2 separate regions of the Homo sapiens genome follow, and region 1 is linked to region 2. Evidence: chromatin loops called from intact Hi-C (ENCODE). Cell type or tissue: endothelial cell of umbilical vein. All regions are shown on one strand. Links, peaks and the distances in the headings refer to the core of each region. The heading gives the core; the rest is flanking DNA.

The links. Hi-C counts contacts between places; a loop is a spot of excess contacts. Peaks named below come from ENCODE experiments on the same cell type or tissue, not always from the same donor. Only the 100,000 strongest peaks of a DNase experiment are listed, where the experiment ranks them.
Region 1: it touches region 2 in a loop (5-fold over the local background); 13 of 110 quality-filtered maps call a loop at or near these places.

What each region holds. Positions count from the first base shown.
Region 1 is chr6:41,462,094-41,465,428 of GRCh38, forward strand. All of the region lies in intron 2 of LOC112267957 (a long non-coding RNA gene), which reads right to left. Among named protein-coding and RNA genes, the nearest start is that of LINC01276, 39 kb to the right of the region's middle. In endothelial cell of umbilical vein, for the core only: a CTCF peak has its summit at 1,402 (motif pointing right); a DNase peak (open chromatin) is centred at 1,408.
Region 2 is chr6:41,548,081-41,554,363 of GRCh38, forward strand. The region is part of intron 1 of FOXP4 (forkhead box P4); the gene reads left to right. FOXP4-AS1 (FOXP4 antisense RNA 1) reads right to left here and starts at 541. Exons shown (of 2, transcript NR_126415.1): 1 at 298-541. In endothelial cell of umbilical vein, for the core only: no CTCF peak of the experiment used is centred there; no DNase peak of the experiment used is centred there.

The sequences.
Region 1 (3,335 bases), core at 324-2,823, 88 kb before region 2:
ACTCATAGAGGAGCTGGTTGGCTAGTCCTTCTGTGGTAGCATTACACGGTGAACTGTGGACCATGCTCTAACCCCTATAGCTAAGCTGCCAGAGCTCTGTGGGCAGATTCCTGGGGCTGCTTCCATGTATTTCCCAGGCCAGAGGTGAGCACGCAGTTCCTGGCTCATACCGGAGCAGGGTGGATACAGAAAGAAGCAGCAGCTTGCACCGGCTGGAGAAGCTGACAGCTGCCTCTCTGCCCCAGGGCTGCAGAAGCAGTGTGTTTTAGCTATGGCATGACTTAATAGTTAAAAAGCAGGCCCAGCACATGCCAAGGACATAGCTGGTCACACTGGGCACTCAGGCATTCAACCTCCACTGGAGGCACTTGGAGAGGCTCTTTGCCTTCTCTGCTTCCCAGAGCTCAGGTGCCTCAATGGAAAACAGCAAGAAAGGTGCAACCACATTTGCCAATGAGATGGAGACAGAGAGAGGGCTCAGCTGCAGATAGCAGAGTTCAGTTTCTTGCCACTCTTTTAAAAGCAAACTCCACCAACTGATGTGCAGTGAGGCTGGCATTTCCAGGCGCCTGACAGGCTGGAATTAAACACCTGTCCGTTAAACTGACAGCCCCTGGAAGGAAAGTGAGGGAAAGAGAAGGTAGAGGGGGAGAGCTGGAAACCCAACAGCAGGCCGGCTCCTTCCTTGTAGGAGGCATTGTGTGTGCCCAAGAGAGAGTCCAGGATCAGAGTAAGCGGCACCTCTGGGTCCCTGCCCTCTGGTTTCTGAGGGAGCGTGTAGGCAGGCCCACAACAAACTAATACTCAGACCTGGACATTAGGGATAGAGAAGGAGGCCGGGCCAAGGAGAAGCTGAGAGGCTTACCATCATTTGCTCAAAGCTCCAGCTCAAAGGCTAGTTGCACCCTGACAGCCTCCCTGCTCTCTCCTTCCTCACCCACATACACAACATCTTAACTGCTCTGAACCCTTCAGGCACATGCCAGGCACTAGGCAACCCGTCCTGAACTTCCCTGAGACACCTCTTGGGCTGTTGTTTAACATTTGAATGGGTCGGTCCTGGCTCCCCAACTCCCCAGCGTAAGCTCCTAGGGAGAAGGAAGCTTGTCTTTGACTTCAAAGATGCTCCCCTACAGTCTTCAGTGCATCCTAGTGGGTGGGGCCAGTGTGGGGTGATAGGTTTACAGATGGATGGGAATCATGGGTAAATGAACAGATGGATGAGTGGATGGATGCAACACTGATCACTAGGTGCTGTATGTCACTGTGCCGAGGCTGGTTGTTAAAGTTAGTAAGTAGTCGTTGCCCCTAACCAGGGAAGGCCAACCTCCAACCATCTGGGACTTGCTGGACCTCATACCATTCAGCAAGTAAACATTAGCACCCCGCCCAGCAGGGGGCCTCAGGCCCCTGCTCCATTGCTATGACCAGCGTCCATTCTTATTGGTCAGTATACGGGATTATTATTTTAACCAACACTCCTGAGTGGGCAGATGAACAGAGGCCAGGACTGAATGTGAAATTAGATGATTTTAGGGAAGGAAGAACTGGAAGGAAGTAGGTAGGAACTTGTGACAAGCCAACTCGCTTGTCAGGTGAGTGGGTTTTTGTTTCTCACACTCAACCATGACCTTGGGCTATTTAGTAGAACTCTGAGCCTCAGTCTGCTCACCTCTCAAGTGAGAACAGTATCTGCCTTGCCCACTTTAGAGGGTGGTCGTGCCTGGTTGGAATCTGTCCCTCGCTCCTCTAGGCATTATTCTTTGCTCTGCACGTGCCCGTTTCTCTAATAGATAATGAGCTCTTTGCAAACAAGGATGCAGTATAAAACATCTTTATATCCCAGAGCGTGCTTGGTAAATGTTGGTTGAATGGATGAATGCAGGAGTAATGAATGAGTGAATGAAAAAAAGAGCAGACTCTGAAAAGTATAGCAGGAGAGAGTAGGGTGCACATGGGGGAAGTTGTTGTAAGATGGATGGGAGGTGGAGAGGGGGAAGACCAGGGAGGGGCACTGCCCAGTATCAGAAGGGATCTTCTCGCACCCTTGATCAACTCCTCATGTGCCTCCTTCACTACCCTGGTGATGCCCAAGTTTTGGGAGCATGAGGCCAGCATATGTCCTCGTGGGAGAGTGGGCCCCTGAAGGCAGATCCTAGTGTGGGTAGCGCTGCTTCATCCAGCTTCCCAGGGTGCACCACTGCAGTCTCTGTGAGCTCCAGGTATGAAACTCAGGGTTGTCCAATGAAGGGAGAGGGGAAGCACCAGAAGACAAGACAGGGAACCAGAAAGGCTAGAGGAGAAGACCAAGGCTGGAGGAGCTGAGGAGCACACCGACCTTGACTTCAAACCTTGCCCTCCCTCCCCTCACTCTAGTGGTACCATCAACGCATCCCTTCTCAGATCCCCAGCCTGGCTGGCTGCCCCTTCCCAAGTCTCTCTCTGGGCTCCCCTCTTTCTCATATCCAGGGCCTATTTGGAAGGCCAGGGCTCTGTCTCCAAATCCTGCCCCACACTCTGGAATCATCCCTGGGTGATCTCAGCCTCCTCCCAGCTCAGTACACATGATTCAGCGCTTAATTATTTCCTATGGAATAGGATTCGCCGTTTGCTCATGTGCGCATGTGCTGTACGTGAGGGTGCTCTTCCATGTACCCACCACCCACCCATGGCCACAGGAGTTACAGCTGGTCTCTCTGGCAAGGCCACTATTCTTTTTCTTCTCTCTTAGAAAGGAGGTCTTGGCCGGGCACAGTGGCTCATGCCTGTAATTCCAACACTTTGGGAGGCTGAGGCAGGCGGATCATGAGGTCAAGAGATCGAGACCATCCTGGCCAATGTGGTGAAACCCTGTCTCTATTAAAAATACAAAAAATTAGCTGGGCATGGTGGCGCACGCCTGTAGTCCCAGCTACTCAGGAGGCTGAGGCAGGAGGATCGCTTGAACCCCAGAGGTGGAGGTTGCAGTGAGCCGAGATGGTGCCACTGCACCCTAGCCTGGCGACAGAACAAGACTCCGTCTCAAAAAAAAGGTGGGGGGGTCTCACTCTATCACCCAGGCTGGAGTGCAGTGCTGCAATCATAGAATTATATCTCACTGTAGCCTCGAACTCCTGGGTTCAAGTGATCCTTCTGCCTCAGCCTCCCAAGTAGCTGGGACTACAGTGCCACCACAGGCCAGAATTCTTTTGTTTAGGGCTTCCAGTAAGAAGAAAGCTGCCACAAGTAGGGGCTGGGGAGTAGCTTGCTGGGCAAGCTGCCCCCCTTTAAAGGGTTATTTTGAGAATTTGAGGACAGGGGTGTGAAAGCACGTTATAAACTTAAGTGATCTGAAA
Region 2 (6,283 bases), core at 1,852-4,351:
GAAAGGGTATGGGAACCCTGAGCCCAGAGCGCGCCCCGCTCTTTCCTTTGCTCCCCGGCTTCCCTGGCCAGCCCCCTCCCGGCTGGTTTCCTCGCTCACTCGGCGCCTGGCGTTTCGGGCGTCTGGAGATCACCGCGTGTCTGGCACCCCAACGTCTAGTCTCCCCGCAGGTTGACCGCGGCGCCTGGAGCCGGGAATAGGGGTGGGGAGTCCGGAGAACCAAACCCGAGCCTGAAGTTGCCATTCGGGTGACTCCCGAGAAAGCCCGGGAGCATTTTGGCCAATGCGGGTTTTTACCTGAACTTCAGCATCTTCACCCCGGTTTCGGAGACCTGCCTAGATTCGTCCCAGCACGCACTGTTTCGGGTTCGGGATTGAGGGTTAGGGCAGCACACACAGCTTGAGGGGCAATTGTTAGGACTGGCCCGAGTGCCCGCAGAAAGAAAGAGCAGCGGGGTTGTCGTATGGCCTGTAGCTGCGGGAAGGTCTGTGCCGGTCCCACTGTCGAACCCAGAAGCTCACTTTCCACAGAAAACCAGGGCTGAAGGGCCCCCTGACCGCCATGCCCTGCGGGCACCGGGCATTTTGAGCTCTCCCCCACCCCCTCCCCCTGCTGCGAACCAGCCGGTAGGTGCAGGGGCCGAAGGCCAGGCCCAGTGGACCCAGCCGCCTGAAGGGGAGCCACGGCCTCAGAAAACCTCTGCCCGCCCCCGCGGAAAACCGCTGTGGGGAAGTCTGAAGGCCTTTTTTTTTTTTTTTTTTTTTCAACTTGAGAAACTTTTGCCTCGGGGTTTTGGGGCTCTGTTACCTGGTGGCTGGAGGGAGGATACTGGGGCTCTGCTCTTGGTACCTGGACAGCTTGTTGGCTCCCATGGTGCCCTTTCGATCTGAAACTCAAAAAACTGTGAGTTGGGGGAGTCACTCACACTCTAGTCAGTGGGGCAAGGTGGCAAGGGGAAGAGGTGGTTTTGTGGTTGCCCCCTCTCAGCCTCCACACCCAGGGCCAGGGTGAGCGCTGAATCTCTCCTGCGGGACGGGACCCTCAGGACCCACTTTATCCTGGCTCCAGCCTTGCTACTAAGTTTGGGAGACCATGGGAGCCTTCTCTCCTGGCACCAAGGGCTGGGCGCCTGGGTGGAGTTTTCTGTCCTTCTCCCTGTCCTGGACAGGTTTCCCAGGAGTTACGGAGTTGGGGAACCCCTGAGCCCTGGAGAGAGAAAGACCTGACCCCAGTGCTGGAGAACGCCAGGGCCAGAGCATTTGCAAAGGGTCCCACTTGCAAAGGGACCTGCTCCTGTCCCTTTCTGTGTAGGGATCTTCCTCACACCTAGACGCCCCCAGCCCCCTTCCTCTGCCTTTAGAGCCGAAAACTTCCGTTCTGGCTGTAGGCAGGTAGGTCCCTTCTTGCCAGGAATGTGCATATCCTGCTGGGCCCCTACCCCAAACATACCTCTTCCTTGGTGGGAGGGAAGCAGAGGGACTGGGAGAGGAAGGCTTGCTTTTGATCCAGTAATTCCCCCAAATGTTTGCTGAGCCCCTACTCTGCCTGGGCAGGTCCCAGGCTGAGTACTGGGGTACCCAAGCAGTGAAGGCTGGGGTCTGCTGTCTGGACCTCAGATTGTTGGGGTAGGAGAGACAGATATCACATGGTGGGGGGGAGGGTGGAGGGGAGAAGAATGGGAACAGGGTGTCTGTTTCAGAGGAGAGTTGTGAGGTGCAAGGGGAGGGAAGGGTTGTCTCCCCAGGAAGCCTTCCCTGCATCTTAACCCTTCCTACCCCACTGCCTTGGCGGTTTCCTGTCTCTCCAGCCACAGTGCAAGCCCCCCAGTCCCATCCTAAGCAGGCACAATGTCTTTATTTTTTGAATAGCCTAAACTGTGTGAAATAATAATTTCTTCCATCCAAGAAACTCCTCACAGTTTCCCTTCTCACAGATCTTACCACGCTCCAGCTTCCCTAGACCAAGGCAGGGCAGGTACTATTTTTGACAGGACTCTCAGGCTCCGTTGGCTGGAATGACCTCCTCAGATTTGGTTCCAGAACTCTGGAACCCAGAGCAAGGAACTGAGGCCTCCCCAGGGCAGAACATGTGTCAGAGTGGAAAAGGCTTTGGAACTTGGCATTAGAGATGGGACTCTGGAGAACTTAATTAAGCTCTTCGAACCTCAATTTTCTTACATTGTAAAGTAGGTCATAATACCCACCTTAGAGATTCTGTTTGGGAGTTAGATGAGAGAGCAGATGTCAAGTACCTTGCACGGTGCCGGGTGCATGGTAGTACTGATCAAGGGATGGCGTTTATTATTAATTTGCTAGCACTGCCAGGCCACATGTTGGTTGAATATGGAAATACTGAAGTATTAATCTTCATTTTATGGGTTGGGAAAACGAAGTCCAGAGAGAAGAGGCAACTTGTCCAAGGTTACACAGCTACATGGTAGCACAGCTGGAACTAAAATATGGGGCCCTCGACTCCCAGTATAACCAGTAGGGCTTGAGCGTGTGCTGTGGTGAAGGGAGAAAGGAAGGGATGGGAGGAGCTGCCATTCCTCCCTCCTTCCTCCATAAGCTTGGCCTAGGCCGCCTGCCTTCTAGTGTGAATACTTTCTCTTTTCCCTTTAAGTGGAGAGGGGGACTGTAGGTGCAGAATCTGGTGTTTCCACCTGCACACAACCCTGGAGCATTCCCCAGGCACTCCTAAGGTTCTTGTGAGACACACATAAATGGGAGAGAGAATTCCCCAGAATGCAGAGGAGGAAAAATGACTGATAACCCCTCTCTCCAGAAAGGGAGATTTCTAGGGTTTGGAAACCCTAGCCTACACGTCCTTATGGAAGATTTTGGCAGCAAGTCTCAGACCAGTTTGGGACCTATCACTGAATGGATCATCTCAAAGAAGCAAAAGGAAACTCCCCTTGAGCCTGAAGTTATTGGCTCCCTTCAGCGTTGCCTCCCAGGATTCTCTGTGGAAATACACACCTTCAGTCCACTGCCAGTTCCACCAAGCCGGGATCACAGCGGGAACCCTCTTTCCTCTGAATTCTGCCACTTTGGATGCTGTGGTCTTGTGAGATGTTGCTCCTGGGCCCTTGCAGAGCCTGGACGCAGGGCACACCTGCCTGATCTAGAAAACAAGAGCTCCTGGCACAAAAGGTACACATCTGGACAGGGCCGCAGGTGTTGGACCGTGGAGTCACTGTTGCTGTGGTGTGTCGCCCGGGCTGGACATGCCTGGGCCTGGCGAATGCCCTCCTTGCCTTGATCCTGGTCCCAGGATCCCTCTTGAGATCAGGGTCTTTTCCCGGCTGTCCCTCTGGCACAGCCCTGCACCTTCCTTCTCTCCTGTCTGGATGGTAGCCATACAGCCGCCTGTTCCCTGAATCCCAGCTGCTCTGCCCACCTCCCTGGGCCCCATGCTCTGGCCAACTGGAGCCTCCACAGCCAGGCCTGATGGTGGGTGGAGCCAGTTGATAGTGCAAGATAGAGGTAAATGGTGTTTCCTTTCCTGCTGCAGTTCTGATGGTCTGTGACCCAGGCTACCATGTAAATGGAAAATGGGGCGACATAGTGGGTTTTCCTCAGACTAACAGTATGTAGAATAGAGACCATCCGGCATTTGTTCAAGGTAGGCAGGACTGGTGGGAGCAGAAGTTACTCAAGTAGCAGCAAAGGGGTGGCAAAATGATGGCGACTTGAAGGTAGGGTGGCTTAGGGAATGGAGCCAGGGACTCAGTAGTTGTATCCATCCTACGAACACACTGTGGAGCGCCTACTGTGTGCTGGAGGCCAGGCTGGTGAAGGGCAGCAGGAGGGACCCGGAGAAGGGGTGGCTCACATGCAACTTGGAAAATCAGAAATAGAACAAGGGCCGGAGCACAGATCTGTGGGCACTGGCCACCTGAGCCAGCGTGGGTCCTGAAACCCCCAGCTGAGACAGGACATGTGTGCCACCCAGAGAGCCCTTAGGAGGGCCTCCCCGTGTGAAATGAAACCAGGGGGTGGGAGGTTGGGGTAGCTTCCGTTCTCATCTCCTCAGCGGGGCTTCCTTGGATTCCATTCCCGGCTGGCTTTACGTTTCTAGGAGAACATTTCTATGGAGACCCAGGCCTAAAGAAGTTGCTTCAAAAGAGGGTGGCGGTGTACTTCCTCCTTTCCTTTGGGGTTCCCCTGCAGATGCACATCCGCATCCTGGAAGGAAGGGGTACACTAGGGAGAGTTTTGGGGAGATATGAAACATCAGGATTTGTGGGAGACCCAGCGAGAGGCTGCGGCTGTAAGCACTCAGGGAGCAAAGCGCCAGGCTTTTTGAGGCTGCGTCTCTGGATGGGAGCTGGAGAAGCTGGATGGTCAGGCCATGCTGAGGGTGTAGAGTTGGTCCACTGAGAGAATCCCTCCTTCAGGAAGCCTCTGAGCTTTCTTTCCCAGAGAGCCAGAGCTACCTGTTTCCCCTCCCCAGCTGAGCGCTCGCTTTGGATTGTTCCCTCAGTGAGTTTTTACCTTTTTAACTGAGCGCATCAGTTCCAGTTGCTGGAAGCTCCTGCATGTCTGAGACCTGAGCACAGGGATATAACACAAGGGGTTTTCGGCACTCACCAGACGCAGAGAAAAGAACTGCAGCTGGGCTAGCTCGGGCCGGCAGCTGGGGATCCGGAAACACTGGAAGAGGGGACGGCTCAGGCAGCATGGCAGTGTTTAGCCACAGAGAAAGCTGCCCACCGATTGTGCTCAGAGATGATTTTGTGGGTCTAGGCCTAAACAGTCTGTACCCACACGGGTACATGATGAGGGTCCCCGGTAAGCCCACTGCTGCCAACTTCCTAACTCACTCTTCGGCCTTAGGCATGACCCGTCTTCTCTCTGGGCCTCAGTTTTCCTAACTGTACAGTGGGTGAAGAGGACACCTGCAGCCCCACATCCTCGGGCTCACCATCCTGAAGCTGTGGGTTGGGAGCCAGGCAAGAAGAGACCTGAAGGTCTCAACGTACACCCTCTTTGTTCCAAGGGCATCGGGAGCCTACTTCCATGGGTCCTTCTTGAAAGGGGTGCTGTGGAGCTCGGGGCAGAGGACACTATGACCCATGCAAGTCTCCTCCTTCCCAATTAGGCAGTGGAGCCTGATTAAAAGGGGTGCTGCCTGCCCCCTCCCACCCGATCCCCATCGACGAGATTTCCCTTCATCAGAATCTCACATTCTCCAGAAATTAATTTGATGCCTCATGTTATCAATTAATTGAATCTCGTTGGGAGAGAGAGCTCCGCGAGGTGAGGCGAGCTTCAGCTTGGCCCTTGTGTGCCGCCATCCCCCCTCCCCCTCACACCAGGGCAGCCTTCTCCTCCCCCATTCCTTTTTTTCTGCCTTTCTTTTAATTGCACTTATTTTCTAAAATAAAACCACTGCTCTGTGCCCCTTTGCCCAGTTTGGCTTGGATGGATACCCATGGACTGGGTACTGGCTGGGATTTGCCCTTTCAGAGGTGGGGGCAGGAGGACTTCCCCTCCCCTGGACCCTGTCTGATCTCTCCTTAAGTAAACAGAATCTCACCCTTTGGGAATTTGGCCGTGATCCTGTGTGCTCCAGGGGCTTCTGGTGAGAAACTTAGGAGGACTAGGGGAGGGAGGAAGAGCTGGGAACAGACTGCACCCTAGTTGGGGACAGAGGAGGTAGAGAAGGACCAAGCTAGGGACCTTTTAACCCTCAGGATTTTGTCATTCAGAAGCTGCTGCCCCTGCCAGAACTGATCCATTAAAACACAGGGCAGAGGGCATAGGTGTGTGGTACCTCCAAGCCTCCCAACAGTCAGGTCAGATATCTGCAGGAACAAGCCCTCAGCATTTTCAAGGACACTTGGAAGCCCTTGCTCTGCCCCCTGCATGGAAGATGGGGGAAGGAAGTTCTAATAGGACATCCCTATTAGGAAACCTGGGAGGTTGTTGTGGCAGGTAGAGCTAGGTAGTCACCAGGCCCTGACTGAGGAACTGTGCTTTGCCGTTTCACATACCTCCTTGTTCTTATCCCCACAACAACCCTGAAAGATTCTCCAGGCAGTGGTAATTATCACTCTCATTTGATAGGTGAAGTACCCAGGCCCAGAGAGGTTACCTGACTTGCCCCGAGTCACAGTTAACTGGAACTTGCCTTTCTGAAATGCTGGCCATAAGGGCTGAGGTCACAAGTGGACTAACTTCATCCCTGCTGAGTTTTGTTGACCCACACACAGTTCATTACAATGGTAAATTTCACATAAATATCCCCACTTCTGCTCCTTTTGAAAAACCCAAGCCC